Regions from separate parts of the Homo sapiens genome. Here region 1 is linked to region 2. Evidence: chromatin loops called from intact Hi-C (ENCODE). Cell type or tissue: heart right ventricle. All regions are shown on one strand.

What was found. Hi-C counts contacts between places; a loop is a spot of excess contacts. Peaks named below come from ENCODE experiments on the same cell type or tissue, not always from the same donor. Only the 100,000 strongest peaks of a DNase experiment are listed, where the experiment ranks them.
Region 1: it touches region 2 in a loop (11-fold over the local background); 2 of 110 quality-filtered maps call a loop at or near these places.

What each region holds. Positions count from the first base shown.
Region 1 is chr1:35,567,736-35,570,235 of GRCh38, forward strand. It overlaps TFAP2E-AS1 (TFAP2E antisense RNA 1), which reads right to left. Exons shown (of 3, transcript NR_183387.1): 3 at 2,076-2,184. Among named protein-coding and RNA genes, the nearest start is that of TFAP2E, 4.3 kb to the right of the region's middle. RefSeq lists a silencer at 2,482-2,500. In heart right ventricle, CTCF peaks have their summits at 1,372 (motif pointing right) and 1,574; a DNase peak (open chromatin) is centred at 1,366.
Region 2 is chr1:34,796,445-34,798,944 of GRCh38, forward strand. No RefSeq gene overlaps it. Among named protein-coding and RNA genes, the nearest start is that of GJA4, 4.7 kb to the left of the region's middle. In heart right ventricle, no CTCF peak of the experiment used is centred here; no DNase peak of the experiment used is centred here; H3K4me3 peaks cover 2,500 bases; H3K27ac peaks cover 2,443 bases.

The DNA.
Region 1 (2,500 bases), 770 kb after region 2:
ACAAAAGAAAAACAATTAGCCGGGCATGGTGCCTCGTGCCTGTAGTCCCTGCTACTCCCGAGACTGAGGCGAGAGGTTCTCTTGAGCCCAGGGGTTTGAGGTTATAGTGAGCTATGATCACACCACTGCATTCCAGCCTGGAAGACAGGGTGAGATCCTGTCTCAAAAAAACAAAAACAAAAACAAAAAAACTGTAAGCAGTGGCTTCTATGTAGGTCCAAACACAGTGTGGCTGGAGCATGCGAGCCCCTCAGACTGGCCAAACGATTGCAGGAAAACTTACAGCAACTATGTGCTCTGAGACTTCAGGGTGAGGAGGGGCTTGCCAGGCAGACACGAAAAGGAACAGCAAGGTCTGAAGGCATGCAAGCTTGAGAACTACGAGTAGTTTCGCATTCCATGGTGTATAGAGTGTGAAGTGTGGAGTGGTGGAAGATGAGGTTGAACCAGCAGGCATGGACCAGATCCTACTGTGCTGTGCTCAGAAGCTTAAACGTGGAATCATGCTGAGAGATCAAATTGCAGTTTTGTTTTTTTTAGAAGCAGGGTCTCACTCTGTTGCCCAGCCTGATCTCGAAACTCATGGCCTCAAGTAATCCTTTTGCCTCAGCCTCCCAAAGTGCTGGGATTGTAGGCATGAGCCACCATCCCCGGCTAGACTGCAGATTTTTTAGCAGATTGAATGTGATCCCGTTTGCATTTTGGGAAGATGAGGCACTGCAAGAGGAATGGCTGAGCCAGGGAGCTCAGAGAGGAGATGCTAAGTCTGAACTAAGCCAGTGGCAATGAGGCTGGAGAAGATACAGGTAGGAGTTAATAGGACTTGGTGATTAACTGGAAGTGAAGAGGGGTAAAGAGAAGGGGAGTAGAACCAAGGATGACTCCCAGATTCCTGATCTGGGAGACTGAGTGGATAATGGGGCATTCACTGTCACTGGGAACACTGGGACAGAGACAGATTTGTGCATACCATACACAACTCAACTTGGTAAATGGCGAATTTGTGCTGCTCATGGTATATCCAAGGGGTAGTTGCTTTCTATGGTCTGGAGCTCAAGAAAAGTCTGGGCAAGTGACAGATTTGGGAGCTGTCAGTATAGAGGGTCCCTAAAGTCATGGGAGGGACTGAGATCATCTGGGGAAGTGAAAAGAGAAGAGAAAGGTCCCAAATAAAGTGACAGCCACCCATGGTCCCTGCTGTCAGGGTGCTCTCCCTCCCATAGTGGAGAAGTCAAACCCTGCAAAGCTTCCTAATACAAGGCAGACAGAGTTCTGTGCTTAAATGAGGTATGGTCAGAGAGTTCTGGCTTGCTCTTGGTATTTCAGCGGAGTGGGGAAAAGGGAGATCTGAGCTGCAGTTGTGAGATCTAACCACGAGATGGCGCCTTGGCATCTCCTTGTGCCAGATTTCCCCACCCTGCAAACACTCAGCCTGGCCTGGAGCAGGAGGTGATCAAAGGCTGGGAGGATGAGGGTGGCTGTGTCAACAATAAATGAGGCAGATCAGAGTTTTTTCTTAACATAAAATCCAAATGCAAGCTCACTTTTTGAAAAGAGAAGGAGCCTTGGAGAAAAGCAGTATGCCAAGTGTGCCAAATGGGAGTCCACGTATGTTTGAGCATGCAACTCTATGTCAATATATGTCCCATGTTCCTATGTGTACTTGTGTTTCCCATGAATGTCTCTGTGCAAGTTGTGTGCCCCATGTTCCCAAGGCTGTCTGCATGTGTACCCCACTGCACCCCAGGCCTCCACATGTGTGCATGTGTCCCAGGGAGCAGACAACCAGAAATCTCCACCTCCATGCCTCAGAGAGTGAGGAGTCCCTTGGCACTGAAAGAAGTAGTCCTGAGTCTGAAATCATGGGACTCTGATGTTTTAGGGAGACTCAAAGCAGCAGCAGACCATGGAGAACATCCCTCTCCCCAGTAGCCATAATCAAAATCACTCACTTATCAGATGATCTCTTCAGATTATACCTGGGTTCTATGTGTAGATACCCAGGATCATGTTCACATAGAGCCTTCCTAAAGGATCCCTTAATAGGCCAGTGGATTCATAACACCATCCATTGATGTGTTTATCATTTACAGTATTTAATAAGCATTCATTGAGTTCCTGCCATGCCCCAAGCACAGCGCTAGATACATTTTCTGTTTCTCCTTTAATCTTGTGAAGCAGTTCCTGAAAGAGGAAAAGTAAGTTAGTCACAACTGCAGAGTCTGGAATGCTCATTAGAATGTTTAAACTTTTTTTCCCCCGAAGATGGGTCATGGGGAGCCCTAGGAAAGTTTTCAGTAGGGAGGTAACATGGTCCAGTCACTCTTGTGGAAGTTGGAAATTGATCAGAAGAGATATGAATAAAGTCAGGAGACCAGTTAGAGAATTGTTGCAATGGCCTAGATAGTGGTTCTTAAACTTTAATGTGCCTCTGAGTCACCTTAAGGACTTATTAATAACACAGGTTGCTGGGCTCCACCCCCAGAGTTATTGACTCAGA
Region 2 (2,500 bases):
AGAAAACTGTTTGTGCAAAGTCAGAGGAGGGATTGACAGGCTGAGGGGGCATTTAGGTCCTGATGAGCCACCTAGATACAGGAGGCGTGGCTGAGGATGGGCCCACTGCTGGCAGAATTGACCTATGTGGAGGCGACCCAGGTAGGGGAGAGCACTAGGTAGTGACCCTCAGAGGCAAGCTGGTTGTCCTCCCTTCCCAGGGACATCTGGGGCTAGGGTTGAAGAAGGAAAGGGGGTCTCTCTGATGTGGCCACATGCTTCTCCTTGAGAGCCACAATGCCTTCACAGCAGGTTGGCAAGTTGGCCCCTCTCCCATCAGGATGGGTGTTGAAAACACCAGCTCTGTACCCCTCATCCAGAGCTCATTCGCTCACTCGCTGCTTACCCAGCGAGTCTGAATGCTCAGCCTAATAAATTACGACCCTCTTCCTTTTCCAGCTGTGGTTCCCATTGTTCCCTCTGAATCGCTGAAATCGATCAGGCCAGCTTCCTCATGGCTCCCAGATTCACCCAGTATGTTCCCACCCTGCCCCTGTGTCAGCATGCAGCGTCCCTGCCCCCCACACTTCGAAACTCCACAAATCCTTTAAATACTACTGGACCCTGGAAAAGGGCTTGGTGCGGAAGAGTGAGATGAGCTTATCACCAGAGGGCCCTGAATTTAAATGCTGTGGTCTGGAGTCAATCATTTCGCTTCTCTGAGTCTCAGTTTTCTAACCTCTAAAATGCAAATAACATCACCTGCCTCACAACTGACTGGAAACCAAATAAGTGAAAGTATGTGACTGTGCCTGGCTCAGTAGTCATGCAGTAAAATTAAGCTCACACCTTTCAGCCAGACTAACATAGGCTCTTCCTCCAGGAAGCGCTCTCTGACTTCTCCAGCTAGTCTCCGGCAATGACCTCTACCTCTCAGGGATCTGAACCACTGCTTGATTGAGTGAGGCTGGGCTCAATCCTGAAAGCCTCAAAAAGGAGGCTGTTCACATACTGGAAGTCCATGACCACTGGAAGTTGAGGTCCCTGTCTAAGAGATTCTCCTCCAGCCAGGGTGAGAGGCCAGAGGCTGCAGGTTAGAAGCCAGCGTTAGAGCCAGCATTACCTGAGGGGCTTCAGAGCCCTGGTTTGGTGTTTCTGTTATCCCCAACCTTTCCTACTTTGGAAAGGTAGGAGAAGAAAGGTTTCAGTGAGCAGAAATGGCATCCTTCCCCTCCCTCAAAGCTCACCCACTCTGAGCTTGGTGTCAGAGCCGGGGTCAGGCTGGGGCTCAGGAACTTGGACCTTTGGCAAGACAAGTTGGGTCCTAGACTGGCGGCCACACAAACACAAGCACATATGGGCTGGGGGTTTAAGAGTGAGGACAGTGTCATGGGGCTGGGATCACACCATTTGGGTTGGGGGTATGGTGAAGACTTTATGGAGAGAAGAGTGGCTGTAAGCCCCATCCCACCTGTATTCCCTTGCCAAGGCTACTGTACCAAAGTACCACAGACTGCACGGCTTAAGCAACAGAAACTGATTCTCAGTTCTGAAGGCCAGAAGTCTGAGATCGAGATATCCGAAGGGCTGGTTCCTTCCGAGGGCTGTGAGGGAGACTGTTCCAGGCCTCTCTCCCAGCTCTGGTGTTTTGCTGGCAATCTTTGGCACTCCTTGGCTTTTAGACGCATCACTCCCATCTCTGCCTTCATCTTCACCTGGTGTTCTCCCTTTACCTGTGTCTCTGTGTCTAAATTTCCCCTCTTTATAAGGACATCACTCATATTGGATTAGGACCCACCCTAATGACTTTGATCTAACTTGATTACCTCTGAAAAGACCTTATTTCCACATAAGGTTACATTCTGAGGCATTAGGGGTTAAAACTTCAATATATCTGGCAGGAGGCACCATTCAACCCATACCACCACCCTCGTGGCCCCACCTCACCTCCAAGCACTGGTCAGGCACGGGGCTCTGGAGAATGCTAGGTTTGTTGGACGCAGGCATCTCCTTGGTGATGTCACTAGGATGAAACACGGCAGGTTCACACCTTTCTTTTCCTTTGTTTCCTTCTTCCTCTCACCAGCCTATCCCTTGCTGCCACCAACCAAAATCTAAGTTGACAGCTAGTGGCTCTCAGTTAGAGAAAGAGCCATCGTTTGGAGTTAGGAGACTTGGCTCCTACCTCACACCTCTCATACGCACTTGACTATGGCTCTTTCCCTTCTCTAGGCCTCAATTTCCCCATTGTGAAATGAAAGGGTTGGATGAGAAACACGTATGTGACAATTAGGTATGAGGAGCGTTGCGTGTGGTAACCTGTCACTGATCATTGATCTGAAACTCATGAGTGATGTGCTATTTCGCATGAATCAGAAAAAAGTCAAGGTTGTTTCTACAATAAGATTAATTCCAGTCGCTTAAATTCACATTGCCTTCCTAAGTAGGAAAGACAGGGATGGGGTTATGTGGAGTGCACTGGGAATTTTGCATAACCCAAGGTCATCTTATCTATGACGGA